2 separate regions of the Homo sapiens genome follow, and region 2 is linked to region 1. A link is an interaction called in ENCODE POLR2A ChIA-PET data of the cell type or tissue named here. Cell type or tissue: GM12878. All regions are shown on one strand.

The links. ChIA-PET counts read pairs that join two places held together with the same protein. Peaks named below come from ENCODE experiments on the same cell type or tissue, not always from the same donor. Only the 100,000 strongest peaks of a DNase experiment are listed, where the experiment ranks them.
Region 2: POLR2A ChIA-PET joins it to region 1 with 5 read pairs; 1 of 35 experiments calls an interaction of 5 or more read pairs at or near these places.

The regions. Positions count from the first base shown.
Region 1 is chr19:50,169,392-50,177,391 of GRCh38, reverse strand. The region is part of intron 2 of LOC124904746 (a long non-coding RNA gene); the gene reads left to right. Among named protein-coding and RNA genes, the nearest start is that of IZUMO2, 10 kb to the right of the region's middle. In GM12878, no CTCF peak of the experiment used is centred here; a DNase peak (open chromatin) is centred at 4,071; H3K27ac peaks cover 435 bases.
Region 2 is chr19:50,341,687-50,349,686 of GRCh38, reverse strand. All of the region lies in intron 2 of LOC105372437 (a long non-coding RNA gene), which reads right to left. It also overlaps the pseudogene NAPSB. Among named protein-coding and RNA genes, the nearest start is that of KCNC3, 16 kb to the right of the region's middle. RefSeq lists enhancers at 2,217-2,366, 4,999-5,048, 6,879-7,118. In GM12878, no CTCF peak of the experiment used is centred here; DNase peaks (open chromatin) are centred at 2,176, 2,406, 4,606 and 6,911; H3K4me3 peaks cover 4,022 bases; H3K27ac peaks cover 6,075 bases.

The DNA of each region.
Region 1 (8,000 bases):
AACCTCTGCCTTCTGGTTTCAAGCAATTCTGCCTCAGCCTCCCGAGTAGCTGGGATTACAGGTGCCCGCCACCATGCCCTGCTAATTTTCCTATTTTTAGTAGAGACGGGGTTTCATCATGTTGGCCGCACTGGTCTCGAACTCCTGACCTCGTGATCCGCCTGCCTCGGCCTCCCAAAGTGCTGGGATTAGAGGCGTGAGCCACCGTGCCCAGCCTACAACCCTTTAAAAACAAAAACCATTCTTAGCTCTGGCTCATAAAAGAACGGGCTGTAGACTGAATTTAGCCCCTGTAGTTAGCCAATCCGTGTTTTAGTACGTGGATTTTGGTGAACATACATGTGCATCATGGTTGGGTATGCCAAGGTCCCCCTTTTATTACAAATGTCCTGTTTTTCCTCTGTACTCTGCTGGAATAAAGTCCATGGGTAATCTAAACTATTTACACACATAACTTTAAAAAATCAAATAACTTTAAGATAAAGGAGAAATAGGCTGGGCGCAGTGGCTCAAGCCTGTAATTCCAGCAATTTGGGAGGCCGAGGCGGGCAGATCGTGAGGTCAGAGATCGAGACCATCCTGGCTAACACGTGAAACCCCATCTCTACTGAAAAAAAAGAAAAAAAAATTAGCTGGGCGTGGTGGCAGGCGCCTGTAGTCCCAGCTACTCGGGAGGCTGAGGCAGGAGAATTGCTTGAACCCGGGAGCCGGAGGTTGCAGTGAGCCGAGATCATGCCACTACACTCCAACCTGGGTGACACAGCAAGATTCCGTCTCAAAAAGAAAAAAAAATCAAATAACCGTAAGATAAAGGAGAAATAAGGTAAAATAACTTTAATAAGATAATATGAATTCTTTTTTTTTTTTTTCTTTGAGACAGAGTTTCACTCTTGTCGCCCAGGCTGGACTGCAATGGCACGATCTCGGCTCACTGCAACCTCCGTCTCCCAAGTTCAAGCGATTCTCCTGCCTCAGCCTCCCGAGTAGCTGGGGTTACGGGCGTCTGCACCACACCCGGCTAAGTTTTTTTTTCTATTTTTAGAAGAGATGGAGTTTCACCATGTTGGCCAAGCTGGTTTCAAACTCCTGGCCTCAAATGGTCCACCTGCCTCGTCCTCCCAAAGTGTTGGGATTATAGGCGTGAGCCAACGCGTCCGGCAGATAGTGTGAATACTTATATGCAAATGTTGGTACATTGCAATAGACCGTTCACAGATATTTTGTTGTTTGCTCCTCTGAGCATATAAGATTGTACTTCCTGTCATGTGACTTGCTTGAGCCAATGAAATGAGACCAGGAATACGTGTCATTTCATTGGCACTGGAGGATTTAGGCACGTTGGCTTCTCAGCCTTAGTAACTGGAAGCAATGTCCCACGAGTGGCTGATTTGTTAGCCTGGGTTCGATAGTCAGAACTCTGAAGCTGTGGAGGTAGAGTCCTCAGCTGGCTGTGATGGGCATTAGCATGAGTAAGAAGCATATCTCTGCTGTTTCATGTCTCTGAGATTTGGGGTTGGTTTATTCCTGCAACACAACACAACACATTTCATTCTGACTGCTATAGGTATGATCATATCAGATCAGTGATTCTCAAACAGGAGAAATAGTGTCCCTCAGGGGACGTTGCAATGTCTGGAGACAGTTTTGATTGATTTTCCTGGCTGGTGGGGAGGTCCCCTGACATCTAAAATGGCCAAGACTGGATGCGTTGGTTAACACCTGTAATCCCAGCACTCTGGGAGGCCGAGGTGGGCGGATTACCTGAGGTCAGGAGATGGAGATCAGCCTGGGTAACATGGTGAAACCCCGTCTCTACTAAAAATACAAAAAAAATTAGCCGGGTTTGGTGGTGCATGCCTGTAATCCTAGCTACTGGGGAGGCTGAAGCATGAGAATCTCTTGAACCCAGGAGATGGAGGTTACAGTAAGCTGAGATCAGGCCACTGCACTCCAGCCTGGGCGACAGAGCAAGACTCTTGTCTCAAAAACAACAACAACAACAAAAAAAAACAAAAGTGGAGTCCAAAGATGCTGCTCAACATCCTTCAACACACAGCACAGCCCCCAGCAACAAAGAATTGTATGGCCCCAAATGTCAACAGCGCCGGCTGAGAAACCCAGCCCTGGAGCCTTACTCCTGAGATGTGATCCGTGGACCAGAAGCATTAAGGAAACAGGAGCCCAGGAGAGCCAGAATAACCCCATTTTCAGTTCTGCTCCATCTTGGGACTGACAAGGCACATTTCTTGCCAGTCATGCACATTCCTTGCACACAGGCACAGCTTAGTTTAGTCTTTTTTTTTTTTCTTTGAGATGGAGTCTTGCTCTGTCACCCCGGCTGGAGTGCAATGGCGCCATCTCGGCTCACTGCAAGCTCCGCCTCCCGGGTTCACGCCATTCTCCTGCCTCAGCCTCCCAAGTAGCTGGGACTACATGCGCCCGCCACAACGCTTGGCTAATTTTTTGTGTTTTTGGTAGAGACAGGGTTTCACCATGTTAGTCAGGATGGTCTCGATCTCCTGACCTCGTGATCCACCGCCTTGGCCTCCCAAAGTGCTGAGATTACAGGCGTAAGCCACCACAGCCGGCCCCAGCCAGGTCATTATTATTCTCTCTCCAAATCCATCTCTCACCCATTCTTCCTTTGCAACGTGGCTTGTATTTATCCCTTCCTGTCTGAGCTCATTAGTTGTTAGCCTGCATTCTTGTTATTTTTCTCATTCATACATTCACTCATTCATCTGACAAATATTTATTGAGCCCCTACTGTGTACCAGGTATTGTTCGAGGGGCTGGGGACACAGCAGGGAGCAAGTTCATGTCCACGTGGAGCTTACGTTCAGGTGGGGAAGACCATCATTAATCAGGCAGTCACACCCAAAAATGTAAACTCCCCTCCCTGCTGAGGGCTACCATGGAAAAATGCATAGTGTTCTGAGAACATCTAACAGAGGAATTTGACCTTGTCAGGACCATCCCAAGGTGTTCCCTTAGAAGGTGTCCTCATTGAGCTTTAAGTTGAAAGATGAGTAGGGGTTATTAGGTAGAATGGGAGAGTAAGGTGGTCCAGGCAGAAGAGTCAGCATGTGCAAAGGTCCTGTGGCAGAAGGACACAAAGTGTATGCACAGAACAGGTGCTACACTCGAACTTTCAGCCTCAAGCAATCCTCCCACTTCAGCCTCCCAAGTAAGTGGGACTATAGGCATGCACCACCCCTGGCTAATTTTTGTATTTTTTGTGAAGATGGGATCTCTCTATGTGGCCCAGGCTGGTCTTGAACTCCTGGGCTTAAGCGATCCTTCCACCTGTAATCCCAGCACTTTGGGAGGCCAAGGTGGGTGGATCACCTGAGGTCAGCAGTTCGAGACCAGCCTAGCCAACATGGCAAAACCCCGTCTCTACTAAAAATACAAAAATTAGTCGGGTATGGTGGCCATGCCTGTAATTCCAGCTACTTGGGAGGCTGAGGCAGGAGAATCGCCTGAATCCAGGAGGCGCAGGTTGCAGTAAGCCAAGATTGCACCATTGCCCTCTAGCCTGGGCGACAGAGTGAGACTCTGTCTCAGAAAAAAAAAAAAAAAAAAAAAAAGGCCAGGCACGTTCTCACCCCAGGGCCTTTGCATTTGCTGTTTCCTCTGCCCAGAAGGCTCTTCCCTGGGATGACCTTGTGATTTGCTCCTCATTTCCTTCCGGACTTTACCTGAATATCACCTTCTTGGTGAGGTCTCCTCTCCTCTGCAGAACCCTGGAAATTAACAGCACCTCCTGCCACCTCCTCCCACCCTCCCTATCTGCTTTATTTATTTCCCCTTAGTGCCGAAGACCATGAAATATACTATATATTTCATGTGCTTATTTTATTAGAACATAGCTCCAGGGGTTTGAGTCTGAGCTGGTCACTGGTGTAGCCCCCGTGTCTAGAACTGTGCCTGGCATAGAGGTGGTGCATGTGCTGTGTCTATGAATGAGTGTGCGCATGAAACAGGCATGTCTACCGTGTGGCTAGAAACGGGTGGGTTCTGGAGGCCTAGGGAGCTCAGATAAGGTTCCGGCCTAGAGCGGTCGCTGTCTGAGGTGGGGAGGGCTGAGTCCTCAAGGGAAAGAGAAACCGATACCATCCTGCAGTCTGATAAGATCTGTGAGGGAGGGACAATTGCCTCAGCCATGGGTGGAGCAGTGTCCTGTGACCAGGACAGCATTTTCCTTGGAAATGCCCCTGAGGCTGGATTATTTCCCCTCCCTCCCTCCCTCTCCCTCCCTCCCTCCCTCCCTCCCTCACTTCCTTCCTTCTTTCCTTCTTTCCTTCCTTCCTCCCTTTTTTCCTTTTCTCTTTTCTTGCTTTTTGAGATAGGATCTCACCCAGTCACCCAGGCTGGAGTGCAGTGGTGTGATCATGGCTCACTGCAGCCTTGACCTCCCAGGCCCAAGGGATTCTCCCACCTCAGCATCCCAAGTAGCTGGGAACACAGCTGTGAGCCACCACATCCAGCTTTTTTTTTTTCTTTTTCTTTTTTTTTGGTAGAAACAGGGTCTCCCTGTGTTGCCCAGGCTTGTCTCAAACTCCTAGATTCAAGGTCTGCCCACCTCAGCCTCCCAAAGGGCTGGGATTACAGGCAGGAGCCACCAGGCTGAATGTACTTTTAATAGCCAAATAGCTCTACAACTCAAAAGCACATCTAGGCACTCATTATGTCAAATATTTAATGCATGTTCCATGACTGGGGTTTTTTTAGGTTGAGATTAAAACCTTTGGTCTTGGAGGTACAGAAAATAATTAGCTTTTCATGATTGCATGATGCCTTACAATCTTTAAGATTTTTCTTTCCTATGCAGTGTTGTGGCATAAAATAAGCCCTGGCCAGGCACAGTGGCTCGAACCTGTAATCCTAGCACTTTGGGAGGCCGAGGTGGGAGGATCGCCTGAGGCCATGAGTTCAAGACCAGCCTGGGCAACATAGTGAGACCCCATCTCTAAAAATAAAAATTAAAGCTCTAGAGGCCGGCCTCAGTGGCTCACACCTGTAATCCCAGCACTTTAGAAGGCCAAGGCGGGTGGATCACCTGAGGTCAGGAGTTCGAGACCAGCCTGGTCAATGTGGTAAAACCCCATTTCTACTAAAAATACAGAAAATTAGCCGGGCATGGTGCCACATGCCTATAGTCCCAGCTACTTGGGAGGCTGAGGCAGGAGAATCGCTTGAACCTGGGAGACAGAGATTCCAGTGAGCCGAGATCATGCCACTGCACTCCAGCCTGGGCGACAGAGCCAGACTGTCTCCAAAGAAAAAGAAAGAAAGAAAAGAAAAAAAAAAAGAAAGAAAGGCCCTAGATTTTGGTCCAAAGTAGTGCATGCATACAGTATAAAACTTTCCTGGCTGGGAGGTGGACTGGAGGCAGGTTGGGGCCAGGGGCTAGTGGGAGAGAGGATGTGAGCTGAGTTCTCACCAAACAGAATTTTCAGGTGACTCACAGGCCATACCTCTGTGCTCCCAGCTCACATTTACAGAACGATGTCTGTGTACAAGGATTTTAAATTCATCATCCCATTTGCCCCTCACAGCGAAACTATTGTAGAGATGCTAATGTTGTCTTCATTTTACAGACAAGGACGCTGAGGTACGGGGGGATATGCACAGGTCACACAGTTCATAAGGGGCAAAGCTGGGATCCTGACACTACAGCCCACACTCTTTAAAAAAAAAAACTACCTTTTAAACTTTTTTAAAAATATAATTCACATGCCATAAAATTCACCATTTTAACGTGCAATTCGGTGGGTTTTAGTATATTCATGTTTGCACAACTATCACCACTATCTAATTCCAGAGCATTTTCTTTTTTTTTTTTAATTTTTCTTTTTTTTGAGACAGAGTCTTGCTTTCTCGCCCAGGCTGGAGTGCAATGGTGCAATCTCAGCTCACTGCAACCTCCGCCTCCTGGGTTCAAGCAATTCTCCTGCCTCAGCCTCCCAAGTAGCCGAGATGACAGGCACGCACCACCACACCCAGCTAATTTTTGTATTTTTAGTAGAGACAGGGTTTTGCCATGTTGGCCAGGCTGTTCCTGAACTCCTGACCTCAAATGATCCACCCACCTCGGCCTCCTAAAGTGCTGGGATTACAGGCATGAGCACCCGGTTGTAAATATATTTTTATATTATATTGCTGTCCATTCACTTTCTGGATGGTGTTTTCTGAAGCCCAAAGGACTTCAGATTTTTTTATTTTGGTTGAGTCCTCGCTGGCCTATGTATTTTTTGTTTGTTTGTTTTTTGTTGTTTTTTTTTGAGATGGAGTCTTGCTCTGTCCCCCTGGCTGGAGTACTGTGGCGCGATCCCGGGTTTACACCATTCTCCTGCCTCAGCCTCCCGAGTAGCTGGGACTACACGCGCCCGCCACCACACACGGCTATTTTTTTTTTTTTTTTTTTGTATTTTTAGTAGAGACGGAGTTTCACCTTGTTAGCCAGGATGGTCTCGATCTCCTGACCTCGTGATCCGCCCGCCTCAGCCTCCCAAAGTGCTGGGATTACAGGCGTGAGCCACGCGCCCGGCCAGTACCGTGTATTCTTGATCCTGCACACTGTGTTGAATACAGTGATTCACAGGTGGGGGACTTTTGGCATTATCTACGGACATCTATGGTTGTCACAGCTGGGAGTGCGGGTGCTGCTGGCATTTAGTGAGTAAAGGCCAGAGATGCTGCCCACATCCTATACCGTGCACAGGTCGGGGCCTACAAGGACGGATCATCCAGCCCCAAACGTCAGTAGCGCTGACGTTGGGAAATCCCGATTACCGATACACGTAACAGCCAATATGAAACCCTCACAGCGTAGGGTTAGAGCACAGGCTCTGAGGCCGGGCAGCCCGAGTTCAAGTTCTCGCCCTGCCTCCTACTCACTGTCCGATTTGGGGCAAGTTGTACAACCTCATCATCCTCATCTGTAGATGGGGACAATGCCATTGCTTCCCTTACAGCACACCGTGAGGATGAAAGGAGGCGCTAGGCCTTGGCATGTGGCCTGGCACAGAGTCCACACTCTCAACCCATGTGGGCCGTGGGTTTGGTTCAGCGTCCACTAATACCAGGTGTCCAGGACACACAGTGATTCCCTTCAGTTTCAGGTCAGCCCAGTGAGTGCCATGGTGCAGTGAGGAAACTGAGGGACAAAGAGAGGAAGCCTCCTGCCCAATGTCACACAGAACATGGGGTTCTCAAACAGAGTCTGAAAGGCAGGCAGGCAAGAGGAAAGGAAGGAAGGGAGGAGAGAAGGGAGGGAGGGAGGGAAAGAAGGGAGGGAGAGAGGGAGGGAGGGAAGGAAGGAAGAAATGAAGGGAGGGAGGGAGGGACAGACAGAGGGAGGGAGGGAGGGAGGAGCAAGACAGGAAAAAGGAGACAAAGCACTGAGACACAGGGAGAGGGGCAGAGATAGGAGACAGGGGATAGAGACCCAGAGAGAGGGGGACAGAGAACCAGAGAGAGGGGGACAGAGACTCAGAGAGAGAGGGATAGAGACCCAGAGAGAGAGAGGGGGACAGAGAACCAGAGAGAGGGGGACAGAGACTCAGAGAGAGAGGGATAGAGACCCAGAGAGAGAGGGGGGGACAGAGACCCAGACAGAGAGGGACAGAGACCCAGAGGGTTGGGGGGACAGAGACCCAGAGAAAGGGGATAGAGACTCAGAGAGGAAGGGGACAAACACCCAGAGAGATAGGGACAGAGACCCAGAGAAAGAGGGACAGAGAGAGAGAGAGAGGAAAAAAAAGAGACCCAGAGAGACTGTGAGGGCAGAGACCCAGAGAGAGGTGGTACAGAGACCCAGAGAGAGTTGGTACAGAGACCCAAAGAGAGGGGGACAGAGACTCAGAGAGAGAGAGAGGAACAGAGACCCAGAAGGGGGAGGGGACAGAGACCCAGAGACAGGGGAGTACAGAGACCCAGAGAGAGAGAGAGAGAGAGAGAGAGACAGAGACCCAGGGAGGAGACAGAGACCTAGA
Region 2 (8,000 bases), 170 kb before region 1:
ACTGGAACCTGGGAGGCCAAACCAGGCCTAGACAATCCCTGCAAAGTAACCCTGAGGAGGACGACAAGCCCTGCTCCAGTCACACCCGGAAGCTGACTGGCCTATTCGCGGCCGAAGCATGAGGAAAATCGTCGTGGGACTTACTTTCCTTATAACACGGACTTGTGTGGTAAAAGCTTCCACTGCTTCTTCCCACACAGAGGACTGCTTTCAGTGCATACCTCAGGTCACTGAGGTAGGACAACAAGTTAAGACAATCTTTTTGTTCTATAGTTATTATGAAGGCCTAGGAATTCCAAAAGGAACATGTTTGTATAATAACACTCAGTACAAAGTCTGTGATCCAGGAAGTGACCAGCCCGATGTGTGCTATGACCCCTCTGAACCTCCCATTTCCACAGTTTTTGAAATAAGATTAAGGACTGAACACTGGCAGGGACTCATAAATGATACAAGTAAAGTATTAGCCAGAACAGAAGAAAAAGGGGTGCCCAAATGCATAATCTTAAGATTTGACGCTGTGCTGTCATTAATAGCAATAAGTTAGGAGCAGGATGTGGCTCTTTTAATTAGGAAAAAACTACATGACCGAAAATAAGTACATCTGTCATGAATCAGGATTGTGTGGAAAAGAATGTGGGTACTGGTCTTGTGTCATTTAGGCTACTTGGGAAAAAAAAAATGAAAAAGATCCTGTTTTGCTCCAAAAAGGGAAAGGAAGCCTGTCCTGCATGAGTGGAAGCTGCAACCCTTTAAAATTAGTAATCACAAGCCCCTCAGACCCAAAATAGAAAAAAGGAAAATACTTATCTCTAGGCATTGATGGAAAAAGACTAGACCCTAGGGTAAACATTTTAATAAAAGGAGAGGTTCGAACATGCTCTCCAGAGCCAGTATTTCACACTTTCTATGATGAACAAAATGTGCCAGTGCCTGAAATTCCAGGAAAAACTAGACATTTGTTTTTGCAGTTAGCCGAGCATGTAGCCCAGTCTCTAAAAGTCACTTCGTGTTTTGTTTGTGGAGCAACTGTAACAGGAGATCAGTGGCCATGGGAAGCCCGAGAATGAGTTCCTACAGACCCAGTTCCTGATGAATTCTCGGCCCAAAAGAACCACCCTGACAATTTCTGGGTTCTAAAAGCCTCAATTATTGGACAATGTTGCATAGCTAGAGAAGGAAAAGAATTCACTCATCCTGTAGGACAGGTTAGTTGTCTTGGACAAAAACTGTATAATGGTACCACAAAAACAGTTACATGGTGGAGTTCCAATTACACGGAAAAAAATCCATTCCGTAAATTTCCAAAATTGCAGACTGTTTAGGCCCACCCAGAATTCCACTGGGACTGGACTGCCCCTACTGGGTTATACTGGATATGTGGACATAGAGCTTATGCTAAGCTATCTGATCAGTAGACAGGTAGCTGTGTAATTGGCACTATTAAACCATCTTTCTTCCTGCTGCCCATAAAAACAACAAACTCTTAGGATTCCCTGTCTATGCTTCCCGTGAAAAACGAAGCATAGCCATAGGTAACTGGAAAGATGATGATGGCCCCCTGAAAGAATTATACAATACTATGGGCCCGCCACTTGGGCATAAGATGGCTCATAGGGATATTGGACCCCCATCTACATGCTCAACTGAATCATACAGTTGCAAGCTGTTTTAGAAATTATTACTAATTAAACTGGTCAAGCCTTGACTGTTCTTGCCCGGCAAGAGACTCAGATGAGGAATGCTATCTACCAAAATAGACTAGCTCTCGACTACTTGCTAGCAGCTGAAGGAGGAGTTTGTGGAAAATTTAACCTTACTAATTGCTGTCTCCACATAGATGATCAAGGGCAAGTAGTTGAAGACATAGTTAAAGATATAACAAAACTGGCACATGTACAGTGCGAGTGTGGCACGGATTTGATCCTGAGGCCATGTTTGGAAATTGGTTCCCAGCAATAGGAGGGCTTAAAACTCTTATAATAGGAGTTATAATAGTAATAGGAATCCGCTTACTACTCCCTTGTTTGCTACCTATACTTCTTCAAATGATAAAAAGCTTCATCACTACCTTAGTTCACCAGAATGCTTCAGCACGAGTATATTATTTGAATCACTATCAATCTATTGCACAGGAAGACATAAGTAGTAAAAATGAAAGTGAGAACTTCCACTAATACCATGAGTGAGAGTCTCAAAGCGGGGAAATGAGAGAAGAGAGAAAGAGACCCCCCCATATTGTTCTATATTGTTTCATACTCAGTACCTGTTTTAAGAAGAAACAAGGAAGCGAAACCAAAGGCAGGCAGCCCGGCGCCATGCACCAGACCCAAAACCAGACCCAAAACCAGGCCTGGGCCTGCCTGACCTTAGCCTGATAGTTAAAATTCAACCCATGACCTAGCAACCGATTATCCATAAATTCCAGACATTGTATGGAAAGACATTGTGAAACTTCTCGTTCTGTTCTGCTTTGCTCTGATTACTGGTGCATGCAGCCCCTGTCACATACCCCCTAGATTGCTCAATCAATCACGGTCCTTTCATGTAAAATCTTTAGTGTTGTGAACCCTTAAAAGCGACAGAAATTGTGCACTCAACAAGCTTGAATTTTAAGATGCTAGTCTGCTGATGCTTCCAGCTGATTAAAAGCTACTTCCTTCACTATCTCGGTGTCTGTGGGGTTTTCTCCACAGCTTGTCCTGCTACACTAGAATAGCATATCCAGTGAAAATATTCTTCAAGCATGAAGGAGAAATAAAGACTCTCCCAGAACAAACAAAGCTGAGGAATTTCATCAACACCGGATCTGTCCTACAAGAAATGCTAAAGGGAGTACTTCAGTCAGAAAGAAAAGCATGTTAATGAGTGATAAAAAATCATCTGGGCCAGACGCGGTGGCTCACGTGTGTAATCCCAGCACTTTGGAAGGCAGAGACATGTGGATCACGAGGTCAGGAGATCGAGACCATCCTGGCTAACACGGTGAAACCCCGTCTCTACTAAAAATACAAAAAAATTAGCCGGATGTGGTGGTGGGTGCCTGTAGTCCCAGCTACTCGGGAGGCTGAGGCAGGAAAATGGCATGAACCCGGGAGGTGGAGCTTGCAGTGAGCTGAGATCGCACCACTGCACTCCAGCCTGGGTGACAGAGCAAGACTCCGTCTCAAAAAAAAAAAAAAAAATCATCTGAAGGTACAAAACTCACTGCTAATAGTAAGCACACAGAAAAACATGGTGTATTGTAACAGTATAACTATGGTGTGTGAACAACTCTTAAGTAGAAAAACTAAAGGATGAACCAATCAAAAATAATAACTACAACAACGCTTCAAGACATAGACAGTACAATAAGATATAAATACAAACAACAAAAAGTTAAAAAGTTGGGGACAAAGTGAAGGTGTAGAGTTTTTACTAATTTTCTTATTGTTTGTTGGTTTGTTGGTTTGTTTATGCAAACAGTGTTAAGTTTATGTTGTCAGCTTAAAATAATGGGTTATAAGATAGTATTTATGGCAGGGCACAGTGGCTTACGCCTGTAACCCCAGCACTTTGGGAGGCCAAGGCAGGCGGATCATGAGGTCAGGAGATCGAGGCCATCCTGGCTAACACGGTGAAACCTCGTCTCTACTAAATATACAAAAAAAAAAAAAAAAAAATAGCCAGGTGTGGTGGCAGGCACCTGTAGTCCCAGCTACCCTGGAGGCTGAGGCAGGAGAATGGCGTCAACCCAGGAGGCAGAGCTTGCAGTGAGCCGAGATCGAGCCACTGCACTCCAGCTTGGGTAACAGAGCGAGATTCCATCTCAAAAAAAAAAAAAAAAAAAGACAATATTTGCAAGCCTCATGGTAACCTCAAATCAAAAAACATACAACAGATACAAAAAAAAAAGCAAAAAATTAAATCATATGACCAAGGAAAATTATCTTCTCTAAAAGGAAAACAGAGGCCAGGTGTGGTGGCTCACATGTGTAATCCCAGCACTCTGGGAGGCTGAGGCGGGTGGATCACCTGAAGTCAGGAGTTTGAGATCAGTATGGCCAACATCATGAAACCAAATCTCTATTAAAAATACATAAATTAGCCAGGTGCAGTGGCACGCGCCTGTAGTCCCAGCTACTCGGGAGGCTGAGGCGAGAATCGCTTGAATCCAGGAGGCAGAGGTTGCAGTGAGCCGAGATTGCACCACGGCACTCCAGCCTGGGCGACAATGAGATTCTGTCTCAAAAATAAATGAATAAATAAATAAATAAATAACATGAAAGAAGGACAGAAAGAAGAGAATACTACAAAACAACCAGAAAACAAGTAACAAAATGTCAGGAGGACGTCCTTATCAAGAACAACATTGAATGTAAATGGACTAAACTCTCGAATAAAAAGATATAGAACGGATGAATGGATGAAAAAGAAGACCCAATGTTTTGTTGCTTACAAGAAACATACTTCACCTACAAATAAGAGTCTGGGTCCTCAGACGCAGGCAGTCCCACTTCATATGGGAGGGCAGGCTTATAATCAGTTCCTCTCTCCCTTCCCCAGGCCCTTCACAGACACCTGCTGGTCCCTCCCACTTGGCCAAGGAAACACTGTGGTTAATGAGTCTCAGAAAAGTGATGTGAAAGTGAGAAGTAAAAGTGACAGAGGCTAAAGGATGGGGGGTGGGAGGCAGTCCCAGCAGAGGACACCCCACGACCACCACCCCCCAAGTAGGGAATGAGGAGCACTAAGGACACAGGATACAACTTTTGTTGACACTACACAAATACTCTGCACAAATCTTCAAAAACATCCTTGTCCCCCTGTGTCACCTGCTGAGAGACCTCGTGTTCTGGTCACCTCCTAAACCGGGAGGTGGGGCATAAACAGGGTGGAGTCACAGGGGAAAGAAAACTAGGAAGCCTGGGTTCACACCCGGCTCCCCAGCAATGTCTCCACCACTGCTGCTGCTACCCTTGCTGCTGCTGCTGCCTCTGCTGAATGTGGAGCCTGCTGGGGCCACACTGATCCGGTATGGTGACCCCATTTGCCACCCCCAAACCTGGGAGGGATTCTCTGCTTTTTGCCCTTTAAGTCTGGGGCTCCTGGTTCAGTGATTCCCAAACCTGGCACCCAGGATCCTTGACTCTTCTTTCTTGGCTTTCCAGATCTCTAAAGTGGGCTCTCACCCCGAGGGCTCTACTCTGACATCTCCTAAGATCAGAGCTCCCTTTTATTTATTTATTTTTTTTGAGACAGAGTTTCACTCTTGTTGCCCAGGCTGGAGTGCAATGGCACGATCTTGGCTCACCACAACCTCCACCTCCTGGGTTCAAGCGATTCTCCTGCCTCAGCCTCCCAAGTAGCTGGGATTACAGGCATGTGCCACACCACCCCGGCTAATTTTGTATTTTTAGTAGAGATGGGGTTTCTCCATGTTGATCAGGCTGGTCTTGAACTCCCGACCTTAGGTGATCTGCCCACCTCAGCCTCCCAAAGTGCTGGGATTACAGGCGTGAGCCACCACGTCTGGCTCAGAGCTCCTTTTTTAAAATAATTTTTTTCTTTTTATTTATTTATTTGTTGAGATTGGGTCTTGCTGTGTCACCCAGGCTGGAGTGCAGTAGTGCGATCATGGCTCACTGCAGCCTCAAACTCGTGGTCTTAAGCCATTCTTCCACCTCAGCCTCCCAAGTAGCTGGGACTACAGGCATGTGTCACCATGCCCAGCTAATTTTTGAAATTTTTTGTAAAGAAGAGGGTATCCCTATGTTTTGCAGGCTGGTCTCCATGTCCTGGGCTCGAGCAATCCTCTCACCTCAGCTTCCCAAAGTGCTGGAATTACAGACGTGAACTACCATGTCCAGCCCAGAGCCCTTTTAAGTCCCAGATCCTCCAACACTGAGACTCTTTTTTTGTTTTTTTTGTTTTTTTTTTTTTTTGAAACGGAGTCTCACTCTGTTGCCAGGCTGGAGTGCAGTGGCGTGGTCTCGGCTCACTGCAACCTCCGCCTCCTGGGTTCAAGCGATTCTCCTGCCTCAGCTTCCCAAGTAGCTGGGATTACAGGCACGCACCACCATGCCTGGCTAATTTTTGTATTTTTAGTAGAGATGGGGTTTCACCATGTTGGCCAGGCTGGTCTTGAACTCCTGAACTCGCGATCTGTCCGCCTCGGCCTCCCAAAGTGCTGGGATTACAGGCGCGAGCCACCACACCCGGCCTTCACTAAGACTCTTGAGTGAGGAACCCTCCCCTTCTTCTCTGGATATGTTTTTTTGGAGGCCTCTGCAGATCCCACTCCAAGCTCTGATGACCAGTTATGGGGGTCTCCAGACATGTGACACATTCCCGCCATCTTGGAGACCAAGGCATGTGACATTTAAACTAAGACTCCCCCACATTCACACCCTCCAAATTGTTTAGGCCTCAAGAAGTCTATTTTTTTGTCTGAGCACAATGGCTCACCACTGTCAACTCAGCACTTTGGGAGGCCAAGGTAGGAGAACTGCTTGAGGCTAGGAGTTCAAGACTAGCTTGGGCAACATAGTGAGACCCCCAGTCTCTACAGAAAAAAAAAATCAGCCAGGCACGGTGACAGGTGCCTGTAGTCTTAGCTACTTGGGAGGCTGAGGTGGGAGGACCATTTGAACCCAGGGTTTTGAGGCTGCAGTGAGCTATGATTGAGCTACTGTACTCTAGCCTGGGCGACAAGGGAGGTCCTGTCTCAAAAAAAAAAGAAGTCCAGTTTTGGGGACCCCACCCAAGAAGTTCTCCCCTACCTTACCTCTGATGCTTCCCCAATTTCTCCCTTCCCCTCTTCTCTTCTCTTCTCCTTACCCCTTGGGGCTCTTCGCAGGGGGAGGGGTGTATTTTCCGGAAAGTGTTTTCCCCACTTCTCGTTCTTGTGCCTTTCAAAGACTGAGTCATGAGGGGTGAGGGCAAAGGTGTGAGTGAGGGTGTCATGCTCCAAGGAGTGACTAAAATTGGGTACAAAAATATTACTGCAGGCTGGGCGTGGTGCCTTATGCCTGTAATCCCAGCTCTTTGGGAGGCCGAGGCAGGTAGATCACAAGGTCAGGAGATCGAGACCATCCTGGCTAACATGGTGAAACCCCAACTCTACTAAAAATACAAAAAAATTAGTCGGGCGTGGTGGTGGGCGCCTGTAGTCCCAGGTACTCAGGAGGCTGAGGCAGGAGAATGGCGTGAACCTGGGAGGCGGAGCTTGCAGTGAGCCAAGATCATGGCACTGCACTCCAGTCTGGGCAACAGAGCGAGACTCCATCTCAAAAAAAAAAAAAAAAAAAATTACTGCATGAGGCCAGCCATGGTGGCTCACACCTGTAATCCTAGCACTATGGAAGGCAGAGGCCTGGAGGATTGCTTGAGGCCAAGAGTTCAAGACCAACCTGGCCAACATAGTGAGACCCCATCTCTTTCTACAAAAAAATCATTAAATATAAAATTTATTTTAAAAATTACTGCACATTATGTTTGTTAACCAGCTTTTTTTTAAGATTTTCTTTTTTTGTAGAGATGGGGGGTCTCACTATGTTTCCTAGACTGGTCATGAACTCCTGGCCTCAAGTAATCCTCCCACCTCAGTAAGATCTTTGAATAAGTAAGGATTTACAATCTGAAATTCTCCCAGGACTCTGAGAGTATAGATGTTGCTGGTGTAAGGTTCAATGAATTCATCATTCCCTATTCATCTGCTTTGCAAACCTAATATATCACGGACATTTTCCAAGTCAATGCAAAGAACAGTGAGTCTCAGAATGTTGTCTCAAAACCAATAGCATTAGCATGGCCCAGGACCTTGTTAGAAATGCAAATTCTCAAGCCCCATCCCAGATCTACTTAAAAATTAAGAGATCTGAATTTGAACCAGCCCTCTGAGTCTGGGCTTGGCAAACACTGAGCCTGAGGGTCAAACCCTGCGTGCTATTTCCCTTTTACAAATAAGCTAAAGGGAATCTAGGCCAGATGTAGTGGCTCATGCCTGTAACCCCAACACT